Linked DNA regions of Mus musculus: regions 2 and 3 are each linked to region 1. A link is a loop called in an ENCODE intact Hi-C map of the cell type or tissue named here. Cell type or tissue: gastrocnemius. All regions are shown on one strand.

Region 1 (8,000 bases):
GTAGAAAAACCCACAGACAAAATGAAGGCATTTTCCAGTGATCTAAATTAATGTGCCTTCTAACACAACACATACATTTCAGCATTTGGTTTCAGGGGGCTATGTGTAATCTTCAAGGATGGTAGCATTGTCTGTACCTATTTATTAGGTTGGCATTTCAACAAATGCTAGCTGTTTAAACTCCCATTAAGAGATGGTAGCCAGGCCTTTTGTTTAGCCAGCTTGGGGTGGGATTGGGGCTGGGGATGGCAGGGGTGGGGGGTACAGCGGTTGTCTAGCATACACAAGGCCTTGAGTTCCATTACAAGCATAACTGGGGAGGGGGGAGGAGGACAGTGGAGAGGCCTCGTATTAAATGATGGGTACACACAAAGCAAGCACAGGAGTGACTATAAAAGCACCACTGTGTGTCCTTAAACGTCCAAAATGCCTTACGGCATAATGTATTTTATAAGAGAGAAAAGAAATGAGAAACGGGCTAAGGGGTTGAAAAGCTACTGGATACGTTTGCTTTCCCTCCCCTCCTAAAGTCTTGGAAGTAAACAGCCCTGGTTCCAAGCAAGCCTGAACTATTGGCCTCCTTTAGCCACTACACTATCAGAGCTCCAATTTACAGCAGGCAGCTGAGAACTTGCTACACAGGAAAAACCATTCTGGGAACATGGCATTGCTTGCTCCCCTTGCCCTTAACCCTCAGATGCTTTGAATTACTGGTGTAGCTCACTCTGCTCTCTGCACAGGGGTGACCCCACTGCCCCTGCACCCCATGCAAGAGCCATTTCTCAAGAGTTTCAAATGCTGCTGCCACCGGTTCTGGCTTTGGGGCTGACAATCTAGTGGAATTACCTCCAATGCTGGACAATCATAGTTCAGAGAGTTAATGTATAGTGTAGGCCCCTATACCACACAATCTATAGCCTGGGGAGTGACTTGATATATAATGTGCTCTGCAAGATTATAAATGTGTGCAAGTTTATTTTATTTTATATTTTTAAAATGTATTGGCTGAATGTGGTAATACAGTCTTTAATGCCAGCAGTAGGGAGGCAGAGGCAGGTATTCTTTGTGAGTTCAAGGCCAGTCTAGTCTAGACAGGAAGTTCCAGACTACTAAGGGCTACATAGTGAGACCCTGTCTTTTAGAAAAGAAATCTTTTTATTACTTTGTATGTGTGTGGATGCAGGTGAGTATGTGTGGGACTTAGAGGACAACTTTCAGGAGTGTGCTCTCACCTGGTCCATTGTTGGGAGAAAAATCTTGCTATTGCTGCCGTACAGCTTAGTCCAGACTAGACAGCCTTCAGGAGGTCTAGAGTTATAAGTGCCCTTAGTCCTATGCACACATCAGGCTTTTTAAAACTGGGGGGTTCTCAAGCTTGTGCAGCCAATACTTTTATCTGTTGAATGATTCCACTGGCTCTGAATGTACGTATTCTCTCTCTCTCTCTCTCTCTCTCTCTCTCTCTCTCTCTCTTACACACACACACACACACACAGAGAGAGAGAGAGAAAGAGAGAGAGAGAGAGAGAGAGAGAGAGAGAGAGAGAGAGAGAGAGAGAGGCCTTTAGGGAATACACTCCTTGTCCACCATCGTGGTATGAGTTCCAGTTCGTTTACTTTTTCAAACTCGCTTGCAGCTATGTTTCTATGCCTATTTTTTCCTTTGGACCACTTCAATCTGCTCTTTTCTTGGAGCCATGGAAGGGGTTGGGGGACGATGGGAAGCTGAGGCAGGAGGATTACAAAGTTCAAGCAGTCCATAGTGTGTCTGTGTCAAATAGAAACAGGAAGTGAATAGAATCCCATCCACACGCTGTATGGAAGGTAATGAGTTCAATAGACGCTTGAGCTGTTTTATTTTAGTGTGCCTTTTTTCTACAAATCTATAGATTAAAAAATCAGAATCAAGCATGGTAGCTGCTTGGGTTGCAGAAGCAGGGATGGTTACTTGACTCTACAGCTTCAAATGCAGCCTAGGCGGTATAGGAAGCTCTTACCTTAAAGTTATTAATCAGATTAAATTCTAGTCACACCTTGATACCTATAATAGTCGTTACAAATCTCACACTTTGGGTTATTGTTTGCTTCTAATTCTACTTTTTTAGTAAATGTTCCAACTATACATGGCATTGTTGCCTTTATAAACACAATATTTAAAATGTACTTTCACCATGATTCCGTTACCTGTAATAGAATCAGCAATGGTTTTTCAGTGCTCTGACTTGCGATTCACCAGTCACTGGGTTTATGGAGCTACTCATCAAATCAACATTGACTCTGTTAAAACTGTCACTTTTGACTCTTTATGTAATGAAAATGGAAGACTTTTTCTTTAGCAAGAAATCTCTTGTATCACTTTATTTTTAGATTTCAGGGCTCCCAGGAAAGCTTGTGTGGATTAGAACCGTGCAGCAATGGCATTCTTTCAAAGAGAAAGCAACGGAGTAGTTTCTCCAATAGGTTAGTATTGGTGGGATTTTTGTTTTCCCCGAATTTGTTTTCATTGTGTGTGAGGTGGGCATTGAGAGTAGTTCATTAGCTTTAAAGCAACAATGAACTCTGTCAAGTCTCCTTGTTTAAACTGCTGTATAGGAGTGGGCAGACCTCTGGCCAGAGACATACTCAAGGGGAGTTATTTGCACTCTGACTTCTATCTTCCTTGGATCCAGTGGATGGAGAATAGAAATAGTAGCCCTTCTGTATACAGCACCTCTGATACCAATCATACTTTATTGTTTGTGTTTGTATGTTGATTTTCCAACTGGAACCAAAGGTAGAGTTTAAATGAAGTTGGGGTGGGGGAGGGAGGAGAGAAAATACAATTGCACCAGGGACCTTGGATATAACTCTCATAGCAGTGAGAGGTGACAGACTGGCTTCCTTAAATATTCATTTAATCTGTATATCCTGGACATACTTTTCTGTTCTCAAAATGGATACTAGTTATGGCTCACAGGGAAAACAGCCCCAAAATAGAGCAAGCCATATTTATGACTTTCGACCCACCAGTGTCTTCTGTCTGTCTCTGGGACTGTTAGCTCTGCTAGCAGGTACACTGTGTAAAACCGTTGTTAGAGCTGTGATTTCGTTCTGGATGCCATAAAACTGAGTCTAAGTTTTGATGGATAATCTGAATCCCAGTTTTCTTACAAATTTATGATTTGATATCCTGACATTAGCAGGTACTTTATATCTATTTATCAAGAGGTTTGTTAACCCCTTATTGTTAGCTTTTAATTGGTGAAACATGGCTTTATAAATATAAACATCTTTTTCCTTTTATCCTCTTGAATTCTCCATGAAACATATAGATTTCTTTTTATGTTTCTTTCTTTTTCTTTCTTTTTTTTTTTTTTTTAAGTATTTCATTCATCTAGAATACTGGTAGGCACATGAGGTGGCTCAAGCCTTTAATCCCAGCCCTTGGGAGGCAGAGGCTGGCAGATCTGTGTGAGTTCAAGGCCAGCTTAGTCTACATGTGAGTTCCAGAACAGTAAGGACCATCTAATGCAGAGACCCTGTCTCAAACAGCCAAATCAAACTACAACAAACACCACCTGTAAACTCCCAAAATGTCTAAACAAATTGAGAGTGGGTCTTTCTTCTGGGAAGCACGGGGGGGGGGGGGGTAAGAAATTCGGGTTGAATCTGAGGATGCCCCTGAGGCCCGCCCTCCCCCCCCCGCCCTCCCCCCCCCCCCCCGCCCCCATCCATCATGAGGATTTAAGAGATTTGAGGAAAGAGTAGAAACCATTACTGTTTCCAACAGAATATCAAAGTTTTGGGAACTTGGCGTAGTATGTGTGTTCATTAGCAATTCAATATGTCTGATTTGCCCACACAATTACTTTCAACTTCTTTACTAGTTTGTCCTGGAAGAAAGAGAAAGCAGATTTTGCTCAGCTGCAAGGTTTCCTGGTGAGTTGGTTAGCAACCAGGCTTGCCAGTCAGCGTTCACATAGCAAACAGTAAACACATTTCATTTAGACAATTACTAGTGTGTTGACTTCCTCGCTATGCACTTTTCTTATTGTCTTGAATCATTCTCTCCCCTGCTTGTTACTCAACTTTTTACTTGTGTGTTATTCTTGCCTTCCATTATCTTGAGGGCAGAAATTTTCTACATTTCCTCTTTGCTGGTTAGGCACAAAGAACAGGTAAGGAAGAAGTTTATCTGAAGGGAGAGAGGTGCAACACAAAATAAGGTCTCTCCCTTCCTTACAAAGCCGTGGCTCCTTACGCACCAATTAAGGAACAGACTAAAGCGTCTACAAGTATCAATCTCACTGGAAAGGTCTAAGACTGGTCTCGGGGCAGTGTCTTTGCTTGTCACGGAGAGTACAGACGGGACGCGGGGATCGTGAAAAGAAACGCAGCTGCAACTTGAACAGAGGACGCCGGGGAAAGGCGCCTCTCACAGCCGCTAGGAGCTTGTAGCTCGCATGCACCTGGCGACCGACTCGGCAGGCCGGAGGCGGCGCGTCCCTGAGGAGAACGGGGCCTGGGCGAGCACCGCAGGAGGGCCAGACCCAGCGGCCCCAGGCTGGCCCTGGCCAGCTGCGGCCCCGCGCGCTCGGCCTCCCCGGGACACCTGCCCCGAGAAAAAGTATACTTATGGCCGTCGCGGTGCACGCGGACTCGCTCGCTCCACACCCCCAGAGCGCGCTTGTCTCCAGCCGGGAAGCAGGCCCCTCCCCGCGCAGCTGTCGCCGCCGCCTGCGGGCTCCTTTCACTTTCTCACGGCCAAGTCACCCAGAGGGGAGCCACTGCCGCCGCTACTGCCGCCGCCGCCGCCGCCGCGGTCCGCGAGCTCCGCCCCTCCCCGAGAAGACCACGCCCACCCAACAGTCGCCGTCTGCGATTGGCGCGCGCAAGCGGCAGCTCCTGACCGCCACTCCTATTGGTCGAGCTGCCCCGTCAGTCCCGCCGCTTCTCCGCCCTCCCGGAACACCGCGCTTCTACTGGGCGCCACCGAGGCCGGGGGCGGGCCAGAGACCGGGGCCCGCCGCTTTCGCTCAATCGCTGAGCGGCCGGCAAGGGGCGGCCCGGTCGGGCGGGGCCACATCTGGGCCGCGCCGCCGCGTGCGTGCGTGTGCGTCGTCCGCCCCCCGCCCGCGCCCCGCCCGCCCCGCCCCCCGGCCCGGCGCCGCGCTCGCCCGCCCGCCCGCCCGCTCCCGCCCGTGCGTCTGGCAGGCTGCGGCCGCCGCTGGGCTGCTGCCATGGGGAGCCGTTGAAAGAGTGGGGCCCTGTGGCTCGGCCGCGCGCCTCAGGCTGCCAGCGCGGGCGGGGGGCGGCGGGGGCGCGCGGGGCCCGGGCCGGGGCCGGCGGGCGGGCGGGGGCCGGCGGAGGACGCCCACAAGTCCAGCGGCGGCGGCGGCGGCAGAGGAGGAGGAGGAGGAGGACGCGGCGGGGACGCGGCGACTCGGGCCGCTCCGTGTGAGTCCCCGCGCCCGCCCTGCCCCGCTGCCGACCGTGGGCTCCCGCCGGGCGGAGTTAGTTAGTGTGGCGGAGGGCAGGCGGTGCGGGCTCGCCTCGCCTCGCCTGGCCGCGCTCCCCGGCCGGTGCAGCTGCGGCGCGGGGCGGACTCGGTGCAGCTGCGGCGGCGCCTCCCGGTGCGGAGGGCGGGCGGGCGGGCGGGGGAGGGGGCCGGGCCGCCGCAGCTGCAGCGCCCGGGACGGCCGCGGCTCCGGGGCCGGTGCAGCTGCAGGGCCGGGGGAGGGGGAGGGCGCGGCGCCCGGGTTGCGGTTGCCGGGAGGCCCCGGGGGCTGGCGCGCGGCGGCGGCGACGGGGGAGCGGTCGCCGCGCCGCTTCTTGCGACTTTTCTTTTGTTGTTGCCGCGACCGGGGTCTGTTTTCTCGGCCGTTGTGGAAGGTGCTTTCCTGCTGCACCGGCTCTCTGCCCTGCACCTTCTTCCCCGTGGTTTCACCCTTCCTCTTTCCCTGAAGTGCTTTATGCACCGCGAACTGCGGGAAGATTTGCATCTCCTCTCCCACCCCTGAACCTCACACACACACCCGGGGCACCCTGCCCCCACCTCTGAAAAACAAACCCCCTAACCTCACAGAACCTCCGAGGGTCCGCGGTAGCGGTGGACGGGTCGATCCGTGGAGTGGATGTCTTCGGGCCATTGCGGTGCTTGGGACTCATTAAACTGTCACTCACCCCCACCACCACCCCACTGGGTAAACTGGGTGATTAATGTCGGATATAGTGGAATGGGGCGAGGGCATCTGTGGAAAAGAGGGTGTGTGTGTGGCAGGGAAGTAATGTGTCTATCTGCACAGAGTGCCTCCCGAACGAGTTCAGAATTGTGTCATTCACCGCGAAGTTAGAGAAAGTTAGGTTTGTGACTCGTGAGCGAGAGCAGAACACAGTTGGGGTTTTGTTCTCTAGCTCCCTGCCTCTGTTTTCTAAGCGAGCCTAAGTGGTTGTCGCCTGGGTTGGGACGCTTGTGCCTCAGGCCCCAACTTCTTTTTTCTACTCTCCAACCTCCCAAGGGTCGGTGGAGATGTGTCTGATATTCATAGATGTCGCAGCACCTTGCAGGGCACCCAGCGACCCAGCCCCGGTTACATTAACATTACATCAGCCATTAGAAAAGATCCACAAACTGTAGCCAAAAAAAGTTCCCAAAGTCTACACTTGGCCTCCCAACCCTCCTGGTGATCACAACCCCTTTCCCCAAAGTTATAGAGACCAAGGGCAAGACAAAAGTGACTTTTCTGAGCAGGAAGACAAGCTGTGTGGTCAAACAACCATTCTAAGTGACTGTAGCAGGTTTTGTCAGTTTATTAATTTGCCTCATTGAACTAAAATACTTTCCAGTATTTCAGAAGTGCAGTTTGAGTTTGTTGATGCTGAAAGTGGAAATTTGCACTAACGGTGGCAGTGTGAACTATTTTCCTGAGAGGTAGATCCAGATAAATTGCTTAGGTAAGAGTAAAACAATAAGGTGAACCACGCTGAAGTAATAGTTCTTAATAAGTCTGCCAACATTTCGGAGATGTCTGCCATTATCTCCGCAGGGGAAGGGGGAAAAACATGCTGTAATAATGTTGAAATGGGACTAGAGATGTCAAATGGGTTGGTTTAAAAATATCCCTAAGCTGCCTTTGAAACTAGACGTTGGAGTTGAATAAAAGTGAATGTGGGTTTCCTGAATAGCACCGAGCTCGAGTGTGCTGTCATATGTAAGCCAGTCCACCAACTTGAGGCAGAAGTGTTGCGATTCCATAAATACAGTAGGACTCCATATGCTGAGCTTTTCAATTTCTTCTGTTAGAAAGTTTGGGGGGAAAAAGGAAGACTTTGAAGTATTTTGTTTATACTAACAGAAGAGAAAAGTTCTCCTAAGAAAAAGCTGGTGGCAGGAGTGTAGAGGAGTAGCATATGGCATTAAAGGAGCACAGCTGGAGGTAGCATTTCCATCTGAACATGATGTCAGAGCAGCTGACAGCCTGCCATCCCTCAGCCTTTTATTCTAACACACAGACAGGGAGTTAGTGTGTGCGGATCTGTGGTGGAGAAGGTATCTCATTCCTCTCCAACATCATCTCCACTTTGCATCTGTCTCTCTTAGTCTGCTTTTTTTCCACCGATGTAACAGACCTGCAGCCAGCAAGACTCCGAGGGAAGGACTTAATCAAGTTTATGTGTCCTAAAGGTAGGAGTAGCAGGAGATTAGGCTGAGCATCTTTGTGTTTGGGTGTTTTATTTAATTTTTTTTAAAATCACATTACTTTTCTAATCCACTTTATAAATAATATGTGAAATTGAGCATGAAGTGATGGTCTTACTGGATTGAAAGTCTTGGGCTTGCTTGGTTTACGATTTTATTTCTTCTATTTGAGCAAGTAAATAACTTTAATACACAAAAATATTTCAAGTTTTCAGATGGTAAGAAACGCTCTGGAATATGGCTTTTGGAGCTCACTGTGGATTAAGATGTCTTTTGTTCACTGCTGTTTAGATTCCTTTTGCTTGAGGGGGGCAGAAACAGT
Region 2 (8,000 bases), 1.7 Mb before region 1:
AGCTGTAGAGAAGATTTTTACATCTCTAACTACCCCACGGATCTTGCAGTAGATACATGAGACACTCAGATATTCAGATATTACAAAAGAATTAATTCAATAACTAGCACTTTAAAATACGTTAAGTATATGTAAGAGCAAGCCTAAGGGGAAAGAGTCTTACAACATTTTCAGTATCAAAGTACATGTTTAAGCTAAAAAGGAAAGTCATGGTTACCTATTTAAAACACTGTATCATAAGTAGCATCTATTCTTCACATCTAAATAAAGAAATATTTGCATTTTGTCAGACTATCGTGGCAGCCATTTCATTTCTAAGGAAATGATGAAAAAAAAAGCTGCTTCTGTTGCCTTCCACCACAACGCTGGCTACAGCCCGTGTGATGCTAGATGTGGCTGCCAGCTGCTCCCTTTGGACACACTCACCTGGAAGTCTGCAGGCTACCACACTTACACACCCCACTGCCAGCCTTTTGATTGCTCATCATATACTGTAGCAGTAAGTGTTCTTTGGCTCCTCTACTTTTCACTACCATTAAATCTGCTGACATCTAAGTGCAGGTCCAAGGAAGAGAATGGTTATTCTGACATTTATAAAATAAGCCATTCAGTTGGGATTTAAATGAACTTTACTAGGTCACCGACTGGACGGATCAGTTTAACTGAAACAGTGATCCTAACAAGGCCAGCTGGTGGAAACCTCTGACCAAGATTATCAGGGATTCCTCTTATTTTTAGCCTTCTCCGAGATGCCAGGAGCAGAGCCCAAAATGAAGCAATTGCCTGGTCCCCTTGTGCATATATATATGCAAGAATTTGTGAACTGCTTACTCTCGCTTCTAGCAGAGTACAAAGCGGGAGAGAAAACCTATGAGGATATCTAAAGTATAAACATGCATGCACTTCCTCCAGGCATAGAACAAGGCTGAGGTGGTAGTAAGAGGGGAGGGGGTTATAAGCACCAAGGGTACATACAGAACACAATACCCTTCAGAAATACAAAGCAAATGGGATAGATGACATTAACCACAGAAAGCTCAATAGTAGATAACAAAGATGGGGAAACTGGCAGCCTTCGAGAATGAATGGCTTGGGAAAGCCCAGACAATGGGGTAGCCATAAGACCCACCCTTGTACCGTCAGACCAGTACCATCAGCATCACCAAAGCCTGAAGCAAGCAGCTAGCAACTTCCAGCAGTTAAAATTGCCCTCTCCTTCAGTACTCAGAATTGATTAGTCCTGGTTTAGGAACAGAAAAGGGAAGAGTCTTCTCCATCTCCATCCTTTACCCTACTCAAGAGCATATTCTGGGCAAAGAAATTACTTGCTAAGAATGCTGTGCGGTCTGAAGTCACCTCACTCTACACTTGTCTCCAGGAAGTAACTTATTTTCAAGCCTCTAACCCCAGAAGATCTACATCAGATTTTAGGATGGGAATAAATGACATGATTCAAAGAAAGACTGGATGCCCTGAATAAAGGAACCCTCGGGTAAAACCAGGGCGAATGTTTCTTGTAGTCTTTAAAAAAAAAAATCTCTCCTGGTGCTGACAGACCCCAGCAGGAATTCAGAAGGGGAAGAAAGGGCAGAGAGGATTCTGGAAGATAGGATTGGCAGAGCAAGCCAGGGAGAGCCAGGGTGGGTGCTGCAGACATAAGAAAACTCAACCCATTCCTTTTTATTCGGTTTCAGATGGAGACACTGAACACCACAGCACAGAAAAGTACTTCACAGAAAGAAAGGACTTTAATGTCTTCAAACAAACACCTGTCGCTACCCCCAGGGCTTTTCTGCAAGCTGTCCTGACACATCACCTTTTTTAAAGATCAATCCGCCTAAATGCCCCCCCACCCCGAAAAACATTTTTAAGGTAACAGAGAGAATAATCATATAGTCAACCCATATTACTACTCGCATCCTCTTACAGACCTTCCTCTAGGTTCAATATTGTTATGTAAAGAAATCCTTAGATCAATGTTTATTAGGGGAAAGCATCAGAATTGTCAATCAGTGAAAAACCATCATGACTCCTAAATTTTGTTTTAAAACTTTAAAAAGGAAATGATGACAAACACCGTGAGATTTGGGTTTGCCACATGTAAGTTGGCAAATAACAATTGTCAAGGATATTACAGAGACGTTTTTCTCTAAGATCTGGCAAGATCAAGTCAATAGTAAATTATCAATGTGTTTTTAAGGTTTGTGAAAGGGACTTTAAGCCTTAAGAAATATCCATTTCTATTTTAAATCGTTATACAAACAAAATCCCTAGGGGACACACACACACACACGTTTTTCCCAGGCTTAGAATACTGGATCAGTCAACCTTCAACCTGTCAATTCTCAATATAAATCTTCAAGAAAGCAACAAGTTCTACTTCAATTAAATGTACTGGCTGCCCTGCTAATTATGAGTTGGACTCCTTTGCGCCATTTGTAACCTCTGGTGTGACAGAACCTATGTACAGGAAATTAAAAAAAAAAAAAAGTCTCATCCCCTAGGAAGCATTCAACTGTTTATAATTGCTAACGAGTGAAAGGGGGTAAAATACTGCGTTATTTAGGATTCTACATGTCATTCTGAGGAACAAATACTAAATTTGTGAATTAAATCTCTCCTTGTTCTCGCCTCCACTGTTCAGGAGTTGACTTTTTTCTTGCATCTCTTGACTCTACAGGGCCTCATTTCTTTCTCCCTCTGTAAAGTCCACTGTGAGCTGCCCTGTTGAGAGCTACAGTAGGAAGTAAAAATAGATGAGGGGAAATAAGATGGCCAGCGGCAGGGAGACTTTGGAAAGTGCTACAGAGGCAGGAGGGGCTGGGGTTGGTGACTGGCTGGGAAGAAGGGTGTGTAAATCCAGGCAAGGAGGGAAACAGAGTTGGGGATGAAGACCAGATGAAAGGGAGAAGGGAGGCGAGGGTTGGGTATCTAAGGGAGGTTCTCGAGGAGAGAGAGGGAGTTGTGGGTGATGACTGGCTATCAGGGACGATCCCGGGGAGGACGGAGGCCCAGAGCTGATGTACCCGGGGGAAAGTTGAGAGGCAAGGAGAACGCGTCCCGGGCGACTCACCAAAGAGGCTGCCGCTAAACCCGTCCCACGCGCAGCCCACGGCGTCCCACACCCAGCCGTTCCGCAGGCACGACGCGAAGGTGAAGGTGACTCCGAACAGGGATACCAGCAGGTCGCCCAGGCTCAGGTTGACCAGGAAGAGGTGGGTGGGCGTGCGCAGTCTCGGGAACTTGGAGTAGAGAAGCAGCACCAGCAGGTTGCCGCCGACGCCCAGCAGCGCGAGGCAGCCGAGTAGCAGCGCCAGGCGCTCGTACGCGGTGGGGCTGAAGAGAGGCGCGGGGCTCCGCGTGCCCGCCGGTGCTGCGCCCTCGGCGCCCGCCCCGTCCTCCCAGTAGCCCTGGTCGCCACTACGGTTCCCCGAGTACATGGCCCGACGCCGGCGCGCCGTGAGAGAGAGGGCTCGGTGAGCCGGGCGGCCCGAACAGGGTGGATCTCACGCTCTGCGGGCCGCTCAGGCCATTGTGCCCGGGAGCCGCGCCAGGCCCGCCCAACCCGCGCGCACCCGAGGCCCCGCCCTTCGGTGCTAGGACCCCGCCCCACCGCATGAAACTCCGCCCTCCTAGCGTTCTTGCTATCCCACCCTCCCGCGTGGGTCCCGAGCCCCACTAGCTAGCACTTGCAGTCCCTCCCACGGGACCTCCCTGGAGGCCACGCCCTTCTACCTTGCGGCCTCATCCATACGGCAGCCGTTTTGGCCCCGCCCTCCTAAGACTCTTCCGCAGTCTGGCCTGCGGCTCCTCCCTCCCGGAATCTCCTGTTACCCCGCCCTCTGACTCACACCCTTGGCCCCGCCCTCCGGCATACAGCTCCGCCTTCTTAGAACCTCTGACCGCGCCTCTGAGCTGTGGCCCCGCCCTACTGCTTTAGCGGCCCGCCCCTTTTCCCCCCTCCCACCTCCCGGGCGCGTTCCCGCCCAGCAGAGGTGAGTTTCAGAGACCAGTGAGCTCTTGCTCTGCTTCCTTCACCCTTAAGCCGAGGTGGAAACCTGAACAGACTGTACAGAAAAAAAGAGAAAGTAAACTCCCTTACGGAGGTAAATTAGCCACAGCGGATCCTCACAGCCCTCAACGGACTCTAAAGCATCTCGTCCATTCACCCGTTAAGTCACTCACCCTAGCATACACTCATTCATAAATATTTATGAACGCCTGCGCTTAACTCAGTTAAGCATGCTGAATGAAATACTCTCTTTCCTGGGAAGCTATAATAACACCCACCCCCACCTCATACACCCAATAGAAAGAAAACAAAACACTGAAATGCCCGAAGTAGAGCGCCAGCGAAATGATCTCATAAACAGGGAACCTGACGTTAAAAACAAACAAACAAACGCAGCAGGCTGAGTCTCAACTACCTTAGAGCTGGAAGATATGTCCCAGCGTTTATGACAGTGTTCTGAGCTGCCACTCTCAGAGCCCCAGAATAAGGAAGGAAATAGCATCAGAGTGACACCCAAGTCACCCTTCCACTGGATCCCAAGCCTTCTCAGTCTGCAGTAGGTACACCTGATACACAATCCAGTCCAAATGCTTCTCTGGAGGTGATCTCTTGAGCAGTGCCCCGCCCCCTAAGGCTTCAATCCAAATCTAGCAGGTATAGAGAGGATATATTTAGAACAGCACGCATTTTCCACTGGACCTTTCCCCAGCAGCAATGCAAATATAGAACAAGTCAAATATAGATTGTGAACGTCACTTCTTTAGGCCTGCTTTCTCTGTCTCCACTGCAGTCCCCAACGACTACCCACGAGAGGAAAATGTCCCGAGCTGCATGCACCTGAAGATGTCATAGGCACTAATGACTGGTTTGTGGAAACTAAATTGGTGTGCACCAGTGTCCACCCCTCCTCCCACTTGTGTTAGACTCAGTGCATCTCAAAAGTCTTCAATAGTCAGCTAAGTGACGAGATAGCTTGATACCCTGCTGCACTGAGCACTTGACTAAGAGGTTGTGTGTGCCAGCTTCAAAATCTTGATCTTATTTTTAAGACTTCTAACCTGAATTCAGCATCTACAAGGCCTTTGACCTCACCTGCCCTGAAAAAAAAATGTTTTTAATTTTGTGGTTTAGATTTATAGGACCATTTAATAAGTTCTTTGTGCCTCTGACGTCTCACTATAGTAGTCTTCCTACAGTAGGATTGCAACGTTAGTGGAAGGAAGAAAGGAAAGAGTCCTGATTTTTTTTTCCTAAAATATTCATTCTTTGGCACACAGTCTTCTTCTCCTAAAGCTTTCTAGAGGTGTTGAGAGAAGACAATGCTGACCAAATTGGTTCATACATGAGATGCCAGATGCTAAGTGCCATAAACAATTATAAGGCAGAGAAAATAGAGGTGTATATGCTAGCAGAATACTCCCTTCCAGGCAGCTAGGACTAGGATCTTAAAGCCTAGACCCACAGGGACACACCTACTCCAACAAGGCCGCACCTCCACTCCCTGGCTCAAGCATATACAAACCATCATAAGAGGAAAGAGAAAATAAATGTGCTGTTACTTAGACAGCTCTGCATTGAACTCTAAACAAGACCTATGTGCCAAGGGAGGACTCTATTTGCCCCTTTGGAGGGAAACGAGGGCACCAGTATAGCAGAATAATAGGAGATGAAGATAGAGAGGTAAGTAGGTGAGCAGCTGTGCTTTGGCCTCTACTGTATCAACATAATAAGGTTGATACAATAGACCTATAAGGTCCAGAACATTGCCTGCGCAAGAGGTGTGAGTGCAATGAATAAAAACAGTAAGAGCCTCTGGGGGAAATGGTTAACATTTTGATAATTGACAATAGTTATTATAATAATCCTGTGAACTGTTAAGGTCTTTTAGTAGAGTTGATACACATAAGCAAGATACTGCATATATGATTTTGTTAATAAAAATGTTTCTTGTACATTTCAAAATTAGGTCTTTATGGGAGTTATGGTTTAAGTGGAAAATTCCCTATGGGTTTGTGTGCTTGAATACTTGGCCCCTGTCTGGTGGCACTGTTATGGGAGCTTATGGAATCTTTGGCATGGAATCATTCCCCCAATAGATCATCTCCAAAGTGACCCAGACAAGCCAAGCAGTGCCTGGTCCTTCAGGCCTGTGTACTGCTAAGAATGCAAGCCCTGGCCACAGGCATCATCAGGTGCTAACATACATTCTTTCCAGGAGAGTTTTTCCTTGGCTTATTCCTGGAGCTGGGTCTGATCATGGTGAACCAGATGTAAAGCAACCTGCTACCCTGCCTTGGTTAGTCGTTGGTTTTGTTTGTTTGTCTGTTTGTCTGTCGGTTGGTTTTGTTGTGTTGTTTTCCCAACCTGACACAAGCTAGAGTTTGTGGGGAAAGCAAAGAACCTCAGTTGAGAAGATGCTCGCACTAGACTGGCCTGCAGGAAAGCCCGTGGAGCATATTTTTGATTAATGGAGGTATATGAGCATCCAGTCCTGGGTTGTATAAGGCAGCAGCCTAAGAAAAACACAACTAGCAAGCCAATAAGCAGTATTCTTCAACGGATTCTACTTCAGTTCCTGCCCTGAGTTCCTGCCCTGGCTTCCTTCAATGATGGACTATGATGTGAAGGTGTAAGATAAACTAAACCCTTTCTTTCCCAAGTTGCTGTTGGTCATGTTTTGGGTTTTTTTTTGGGGGGGGGGGTTCCCTCAACATCCTTCCACCATGTATGGATGAGTAGAAAATGCCCACAGGAGGAATGGACATTTAGCAGCTACTGACGGCTAGAGCTTTGATGATTCCCAATCATCAGAACGATGAGAAAGGAAACACTGATGTTTGTAAATTACTCAGTGGGACGTATTTTATTGCAGCAACAGGAATGGACCAAGACCAATGCAACAGAAGATATAACATCTAATATAGTAAGCGATAACTTCACTTTAACACGTTTATTTTTTTAAAGTTTGTGTGTGTTTGTGTGTGTGCGCTTGCCCACACTCATGTTTGCAAGAGTGCAGGTCCCTGTGGAAGACAGGAGGGGGCTGCTGATGCTGGTTTTTAAGCTACTTCATTGGTTTCTTATACCTCTCCCTCCCTGGCAACCCTTACTCCTTCCAACACCCCAACACTAGGTAGGAGAGAAAGAAGGATAAAGGGGGAAGGAAGCAATGTCTCTTTAGAGCACTTCCTGCTGATTAGGGGCACTGAACTCCTTGGGGGCAAGTCCAATCTTAATAGTCAGGATATCTCTAACTTCTGATCTCTTTTCTCACAGGAACTAGCAGGAGGACTTGTCATGTCCTCTCCTTTAGAGTGCTCGGACACCCCTCTCCTCCCAGGGCTCTGGCATTTATACCCTCTCCAGAGTCCTCAGGATTAAACTCTCCAAAGCTGGCAGAATCACAATCTTGCCAGAGCATACACGAGGCAAATAGTCAGCGGCTGTGGATAATCTGCGGCAGCCCCTACATCCCACACCTGGGGTTGAAACAATGAACAGAACTGGATTTGTAAAGGAAACCAAAACTCTCACTACAGAGGGCCTTGGAGTTCCCTAGAACTGGAATTGCAAACAGTTGGGAGCTGCCTGATGCTGAGTGCGGGTCCTCCAAGCGTACACCTACTTTTAAGTACTGTCTTCCCACTCTCACCAATAATCTCACCAATAATCCTGAAAGCATTCCAATTTCTAACTATTTTGTAAAACTTGTTACTTTTTAGTTTGATTGTGCAAAGCCTAAAGACAGTCCACATACCTGTGTGCGGCTGGTTCTCGTGTGTATCAAGCACGTGCTGACGTCAGGACTCTACGCCAATGCTTTGCTGGAACACCTTTTAACCATTTAGCCTCATGACTTGTTACCTCCCCTGCAGGATTCTGCCAAATATCTTTTTGTTAAGTAATTGTTTATTACACACACACACACACACACACACACCCCACTCCAGTGCACACACCTTTACTCAGTCTTCAGAGCATTTACCAC
Region 3 (8,000 bases), 360 kb after region 1:
AATAGGTTTCCTAACAAGCTACTTCTGTGCTATTCTGTCCTCACACCTTACCACCTTCCTCAGCCTTGCCCTGGCATAGCAGACTCCTAGGCTAGGAGTTTCTTATAGGCACAAGCTCACCCTCTCTGGCATTTCCACTGCAGAGCTAAGTGTTGTCCGGTAGATACAGAATAGGTGTTCCCTGGATGAATCATCAATCTGTGACTGCTCTTCTACTTATTTTTCTCCTTTCCATTAAAAAAAAGAATGCTTATATTGATCTAAAACCAACAGCAGCACAGCAATAATGGCCATGCTTTGGTTCAAGTCCTACACACTTATTTACCTACACATTTATAAATAACTGTCTATGATCCTAAAGCAAAAGACAGGCCTTCAGTGCTCCAATAATGAAAATGCCATTAGTTTTGCATCTATTTCTTCCCCAAAAGAAATCCTATTGATTAAGATGTATAACAGTGGAAATGCCCCTTTAAAAACATTTCAAGCTGTTTTCTAAGTCAGGGAATTATTTTGTGATTCTACTTGAAATATGGAATGAATACACACACACACTCCTCTCTTCCTCTCTCTCTCTCTCTGGAGAAATGGCATGTACACTCTAACACAGGATACATTTTATTAATATAAACCTGTTTGAATATATACTTAATTAGCATATAGTGACTGTACAAATGGTTGACTCATTCTGACACGTTAACACAGATGGATCATGTACTTTGATCATATTCATCACTCTTTGTCCCAATCTCCTTTCTCCTTCCTCTTTCCAGATAGTTCTTTCTTGTCTTTTTAAAATTTTCCCTTTGGATGAGGAAACATACTACATTTGTCTTTCTAAGTGTGTCTTACTTAGCAAAATGTTCTAATTCCATCCATTTTCCTGTAAGTGACATAATTTTTTCTTTATACCTAAAACCCAAATTATGAAATAAACTCAAAAATCAATCCAAGCCCTAAATGTCTTTCTCCACTCTATACATTCCACTATCTTCAGTGTTGTAACTACGAGAACTTCATTAAGTAGATACTGAGTTACTAATGCTGGTCAAGTAAGTTAGTTACAAAGATGAATCATCACAAAAGAGAAATGCTACAGGGTCAATGGTGCCATTAAGAACTTGGGAGGCAGTTCCAGGCCACCCAGGACTACAGCTTGAGTTCCAGGACAATACAGTGAAACCCTGTCTCAAAAAAAGAAAAGGAAGGAAGGAAGATAGATGCTTAAAGTCTATTCTTTACCTTCTTACAGCTAATGAGATTAGTAAAAATTCTAAAGCACACAAGAACAAAATGTAAGGACTATGTAAGTAGTAAGGAGTTTATAAGAGTGAGAAGTCTGACCATTTACTTCTCGGCTGGCCTCCTCCTCAATCTTTCCTCTGGGGATTCCAGAGTCATCAGATCAGACTGATACATGACCTCCCTCAAGAACACTTTCTTGGTAACATAGTAACACCGACAGTCTACAAACTGATTCTATAACTTTTTAAAGGTCTATTATTTTGAAACCCTTTTAGAGAAGTGCCACAACGGCTTTGTACAACCACACACTACTCCTCGACGCAGCTGGACCTGTGCACATTTTCAAGTAAAAAAGCAAGCAGTCCTCAAGTCCATCCTTCTGCCCCGCAAGAGTTTAGGCGCTTTGCTAAATCTTCAGCCCAGCTACCAGATCTGATTTTAAAAGTGAAAGGTGAAGGCTGGGCTTTGGATCACCTCCTAGGCGAGTCAGATTCCAGGCCAACACCTGTGAGAGCACCATTAAATATGCATGTTGCCAGACAAGCTGCTGGAAGAGAAAGAACCTGTGAAAGAACCCTGTGAATTGAAGAATGGTGGTAAAGCGGCAGTTGGAGCAATAGGGCTCCACACACAGTAAAAAGATGACCCAAGTCAAAGCACCTGGCCTTTTACAGGCCGGTTTCTTCATACGTTTCAATTTTAGGTAAAAAAGCTTTCCACGATTAGCCTAGACCACAAGGCACCCCCACACAAAACCATGTACCTTCAGGGAGAAAAAAATTCTTACAATCTAAATACGCCACCATTAACTTCCAACACTGCACCTTGTTTTGAATGTGGGAACTGCTCATTTATTTTGAATTCTGAAACGGGGATGATAGTTTTCTGAGAGCCTTTTTCAAAGGCCTACCCTCTAGGCTGCTTCAAAGCAAATGACTAATAAGAAAAAAAAAAAAAAAAAAAAAAAAAACTAACACTAAAACCCACGTGTCTCCGGGTAGGAAACACTGGATTTCCTGAAAGTCAACTTTTTATATTACCGAAGCATTGTAAACATTTCTAAATTATCCGACTTGAAATCTCCGTATTTAGTTGCCTCACACTCACTTTTCAACTTACTGGGGATTCCTTAAGGACCGGTGAGTAATAAAAACAGATCTCCCCTTAATAGTAGTCTATGAAATACGAGTTAAAAACAAAAAACAAACAAAAGCACCGGAGGGCCCCAAACAGTCTCATCGCCCCGTAGCGGATTCTGCTATCAACAAAGTGGACCGATGGAGGCGAGGTTCTGCGTGCCTAAGCCTGTAGGTAATGCAGTGCTGAATCTCGATTTCAGGGAAATTGGGGAAAAGGACCCTTCCTAGTCCGCGCCGGCGGGTGGGCCTGGCCGGGTCTAGCCAGAGTCCCGAGCAGGCCTCGGGCGGAAGCTCCCTCAACTCTGCCCGCGGCGCACCGCCAGCCCAGTCCCCAGACCCCGAAATGCAGCTCCAACATCGCGCATCTTCCAGGTTCCTCCAGAGTCACCCGGAGCGTCACCGGAGACTCCAGGGCAGGGGTTCCCCGCAGCTCCCAGCCCGAGGGACGCACCTCAAGGTGACACCTCACCGCGCCGGCCGTCCCAGAAAGGGCCCGGCTTCCCTCACCTGGCAGCGGCACACGATGTCGGCGTCCTGCGCCAGTAGATCCACCACCTTCCCTTTGCCCTCGTCGCCCCACTGCGCTCCCAGCACCACAGTCACCCGGTTCCCTCCGGACCGCGCCCTGGGGCGGCCACAGTCGCCGTTGGGCAGGGAGGTGGCCGCCGGGCTGCTCTCGGAGATCGACATGGCTCCCGGCAGGGCAGAAGAGCCTTAAGGAGACGGGGCAGGAGAACGGAACGTGAACCCAACTGCTGCGCCGCCACCAGCCACATGCGGAGGAAGAAGGAGCCAGAGGCCGGCCCCGCCCCCGCCCCGAGGGCCGCCACCCTCTCTCCAGGCCCCGCCCCGCGCTCCGCCGCCCGCCCGCTCAGGGCGGGACCACACTTGGCGCAGGCCGAAGCCTCTGCGCGGCCCGCAGGCGCCACGGCCTCAACTGCCGCCACCCCAGGGCGGAGGCCACACCCCATCCCCGGCTTGGCGCGCTGCTCCGGGGAGAACCGCGCGAGAGCGGAGGCCAGGGGGCGGGGCTAACGGAGAGTTCCGCCCTCTGTGCCCGCCCACCAGCCTCTGGCCTTTCAAACTCGCGGTAGGGAAGGGGGTGAAAGAGTGTGGAACTACAATTCCCAGCATGCAATGCTCTGTGAGATGGCCAAGGCATGGCACCACAGTGTCAGGGTTGGCTGGTTTCGGTCTCTAAAAGCCAATTTGGTTTTCTGTGTCTAAACACTTGGGTATCTTAAAGAATGAAATACCCTTACAAAATGTAAACTGGGATTTAAAAATATGTGGAGGCTGGAGTGGAGCCGAATAAATTTAGAACTGAAAAGGGACTAAAAGTGCAAACTAAAAGCAGTAAAAATGAAATCTAGAGATAGCATCCTAACTCTTCCCATTTTTACAGTATCTGGGGCACAAAGATGAGTCAATTGCCTATGTCATATCCGAATGTACCTGGGTTATTTGATCCCCACAACCTTAAAGTTTACAATATTTTGTAAAATACGTTCGTTCTACAAAACAATTTCTCTTCTCCCATTTTTTCTCTGTTGAAGTGTTGGAGATCAAATTCAGAACCTTGTAATTTGATGCGAATACTGTACCACTGAGTTATTCGCCCCCCAGACCTTCGAACTCTTAAATAGCTTATCAGTTCCTCTCATGGGCGTTAAAATGGTACTTTGGACAGTTTGCAGATTGAGTAAGCCTAGGTGCTTCTCAGTGTTTTAATTGTAACTGATTACAGAGTGTGCCTATTGTCTATCTAATGTGGGTTTATCTATGTATTTATTTACTTATTTATATTATTTGTGTGTGAGAGGTCACATACCATGTTGTGTGTCTGTCTGTCTGTCTGAAGGCCAGCAGAGGGCCTCAGATCCCTGGGAGTCAGAGCAACAGGTGGTCGTGAGACATCTGAAAATACAGCTGTTCTCAACCTATGAGTTGAGACCCCCTTAGGGAGTCAATCAACCCTTTCACAGGGACTGCATATCAGATGTCATATCTGTTAGGTATTTACATTATGATTCACAACAATAGCAAAATTACAGTTATAAAATAGCAGTGAAGTAATTGTATAGTTGGGGGATGGGGCAACCACAACCTGAGGAACTGTATTAAAGGGTCACAGCATTAGGAAAGTTGAGAACCACTGAGACAACAGGTGCTAAAGAGGGAATCCAGATGCTCTGGAAGAGCAGCACGTGCTCCTAACTACTGAGCTGCCTCTCCAGCCCTGATCTAATGTTCTCACTGCAACCCAAACTGTGACATTAAATTTTGGTAAAGGAAATAATTGCTTTGAAAAAAGACTAATAATAAAGAATGTAGCTCATTGCTTGCTAGCACATGTAAGACCTAGGATTTAATACTCACCATTACAAACAAATCCATATGGCATAGAATCATATCCTGTGTGCTGTCTCCCAGTGTCCTGATCACCGAGCATCTATAAAGTCCAGTTTTACATTGCATAGTTCTCCTACTCATATACTAATCAGACCAGTCTCTGCTTGAATTCTATGGTGGGCAGGGTTTCAGGTGTGATTATAATAGGAGTACTTACTGTACCAGTACTGGTCTTATCATTAAGTACGGAGAATCTATGCTATACTAAGACCTCTGAGCACAGGTAACACAGTGAATCAAGATCACCAGTTGGGACATGAACGGTGATCTACTACTTCTGTTCTCCTGGTCCTGACTTCTCCCCCCCCCCCCCTTGGTAGCCATTTTAAAAGTCTCTCCACTTTGGTTAAACCATGCCAACTGCCTTGAAACCACAGGAGTCAGCAATAGAGAACTGAGGTCATTTGTTTTTCTGGATTCTTGCCACAAGTCTCTAGAGCCTGATAGTGCCTGGCCATCCAGAGTACTTCTTAATCATCCCACATGCTTGACTACTCATTTGGGAGTCCTTGCTAAGGCCAATTTGAGGGCCAAAAGAGGAAACCTATCAACATTCCCCTTGTTGTGACCATAAAAAAGAGAAAGAGCTATAAGAATATGTTCTGGCAGGGTGTGGAGGAAGGGGGTTATTCAGTGGGCCCAGGTGGAGGCATCCCTTCCCCCTGAGGAACCAGACACACACCACTATAGTATAGAATAGAGTTTATTCAGGGCATGGGGGGGGGGGTTTTAAGAGGGTAGTAGAGGCAGAGAGAGGCAGAGAGAAGGAGAGAGTAGAGACGTAGTGGCCGGTCATAGCCACGTGGAGAGAGGAGGGGGAGGGAATTGGAGAGAAGGGGCACAAGGGACAAGAGAGAAGCAAGAGAGCAAAAGGGTAAGAGAGAGAGAAGGGGCCAAGCAGCCCCTTTTATACTGGGCCAAGCCTACCTGGCTGCTGCCAAGAACTATGAGGTGGAGTTTAGACAGAATATCAACACCCCTGCCCACCTACTCTGTGATGGTTTGTATATGCTGGGCCCTGGGAGTGGTCTGTTCACAGCAGTAAAACCCAAACTAAGACAGAGGTTGCTACCAGGAGTCAGGTATTATTGTGATAGGCCTGACCATGCTTTTGTTTGGAAGAATGTGGATTTTGGGACTTAGGATTTGGAAAGCAGTGGGATGCTTTAAATGGAGCTTAATGGAACATCCTAGTAGGAATATGGAAGATTTTGTTACTGAGAATGAATTGAATTGTGCAGACCTGGCCCAAGAGGTTTCAGTAAGAATTTCAATATGTGGACTAGAGACTGTTTTGTGGTATTTTGGTCAAGAATGTGGCTACTTTTTGCCTTTGTCTGAAGGATCTGCCTGAGGCTAAAGTGAAGAATCTCAGATTCATTGCATTCAGATAAAGGAAGTCTCAGAAACTCCCATCATAGACTTTGTTATCTGGTTAAGTCTCATGAAGAGCATTTTAAACAAACATATCAAGATGAGAAATGAAAAATAGAAAATATATGGTTTGAATTTTAAAGGGGCTCCAGGAAGTGAAGTGGAACTGAAACCTGTGTTCAAGGATATTGAACTGAATTAAGGGAGGAGTAACCTTAGGGCAACCAGCCCTTCTCCCCCCCCCCCCCCCCATTAAGTTTAGGATCAGGCATGTTAGTACAAACCTCTAATCCCAGGAGGCAAAGGGAAGCAAATCTTTGAGTTTAAGGCCAGCCTAGAACAGAACAAGTTCTAGAAGAAGAAAAACTTAAATCCAGACTTGGTGAAACATATCATTAATCCCAGTGCTTAGGAGACAGGCATGCAGATCTCTGAGTTCAAAGTCAGTCTACAGAGCAAGTTCCAGGACAGGCAAGCTTAGGCAATGAAGAATGGAATAGAACAAGGAGGCTGTCTTAGTCAGGGTTTCTATTCCTGCACAAACATCATGATCAAGAAGCAAGTTGGGGGAAGAAAGGGTTTATTCAACTTATACTTTCCACATTGCTGTTGGTCACTAAAGGAAGTCAGGACTGGAACTCAAGCAGGTCAAGAAACAGGAGCTGATGTAGAGGCCATGGAGGGATGTTACTTACTGGCTTGCTTCCTCTGGCTTGCTCAGCTTGCTCTCTTATAGAACCCAAGACTACCAGCCCAGAGGTGGTACCACTCACAAGGGGCCCTCCCACCTTTATCACTAATTGAGAAAATGCCTTACAGCTGAATCTCATGGAGGCATTTCCTCACCTGAAGCTCCTTTCTCTGTGATAACTCCAGCTTGTGTGAAGTTGACACAAAACCAGCCAGTAAAGGGGCCATGTTCCAGTTCCTACAAGTGGCAGAACTCAGCAGCTTCAGCCATGTGGCTCTGGCTTTAGAGTGAAAAGTAGAAGAGACTACTGGGACAATTGATGCTGGTTAAATGGGAGCTAAGAAATTAACTGTGATTTAGAAGAGACCAGTATCAATGGGATAGAGGCTCTTTCCTACTTTCTCTTCTTTTAGATTCAGTATATCTGGTTTTATGTGGAGGTCCTTGATCCATTTGGACTGGAGCTTTGTACAAGAAGATAAGAATGGATCAATTTGCATTCTTCTACATGCCAACCACCACCTGAACCAGGACAATTTGTTGAAACTGCTGTCTATTTTCCACTGGATGGTTTTAGCTTCTTTGTCACAGATAAGGTGACCATAAGTATATGGGTTTATTTCTAGGCCTTCAGTTCTATTCCATTGGTCTGTCTGTCTCTGTACCAATACAATGTGGATTTTATCACTATTACTCTATAGTACAGTTTGAGGTCAGGGATGGTGATTCCCCAAGAAGTTCTCATATTGTTGAGAGTAGTTTTTGATATCTTGGTTTTTTTGGTTATTCTAGATAAATTTGAGAATCGATCTTTCTATCTTTGTGAAGACTTGAGTTGGAATTTTGATGGGAATTCCATTGAATCTGTAGATTGCTTTTGGTAAGATGGCCATTTTTACTATTTTAATCCTGCAGACTAATGACCATGTGAGATCTTTCCATCACAGGGGAAATTTTCCTGAACAGAACACTAGTGGCTCAAGTTCTAAGATCAACTATTGACAAATGGGATCTCATAAAATTGAAAAGCTTTTGTAAGGCAAAGAACACTGTCAATAAGACAAAACAGCAACCAACAGATTGGGAAAAGATCTTTACCAACCCTACATCTGATAGAGAGCTAATATCCAATATATACA

Evidence for each region. A loop is a pair of places that touch in the nucleus more often than their neighbours do. Peaks named below come from ENCODE experiments on the same cell type or tissue, not always from the same donor. Only the 100,000 strongest peaks of a DNase experiment are listed, where the experiment ranks them.
Region 2: it touches region 1 in a loop (5-fold over the local background); 2 of 42 quality-filtered maps call a loop at or near these places.
Region 3: it touches region 1 in a loop (2.6-fold over the local background); 6 of 42 quality-filtered maps call a loop at or near these places.

What each region holds. Positions count from the first base shown.
Region 1 is chr1:177,437,160-177,445,159 of GRCm38, forward strand. It overlaps Zbtb18 (zinc finger and BTB domain containing 18), which reads left to right and starts at 5,192. Exons shown (of 2, transcript NM_001355099.1): 1 at 5,192-5,436. In gastrocnemius, a CTCF peak has its summit at 4,456; DNase peaks (open chromatin) are centred at 4,900, 5,177, 6,041, 6,462 and 1 more place; H3K4me3 peaks cover 4,085 bases; H3K27ac peaks cover 3,709 bases.
Region 2 is chr1:175,689,097-175,697,096 of GRCm38, forward strand. It overlaps Opn3 (opsin 3), which reads right to left and starts at 3,536. Exons shown (of 4, transcript NM_010098.3): 1 at 3,074-3,536. The coding sequence starts at 3,440. Gm39707 (a long non-coding RNA gene) reads left to right here and starts at 3,950. Exons shown (of 3, transcript XR_865748.2): 1 at 3,950-3,995; 2 at 6,885-6,935; 3 at 7,289-7,562. In gastrocnemius, no CTCF peak of the experiment used is centred here; DNase peaks (open chromatin) are centred at 3,751 and 4,642; H3K4me3 peaks cover 2,176 bases; H3K27ac peaks cover 1,879 bases.
Region 3 is chr1:177,793,321-177,801,320 of GRCm38, forward strand. It overlaps Adss (adenylosuccinate synthetase, non muscle), which reads right to left and starts at 3,189. Exons shown (of 13, transcript NM_007422.3): 1 at 2,892-3,189. The coding sequence starts at 3,074. In gastrocnemius, a CTCF peak has its summit at 4,234 (motif pointing right); DNase peaks (open chromatin) are centred at 2,728, 3,373 and 4,258; H3K4me3 peaks cover 3,077 bases; H3K27ac peaks cover 4,038 bases.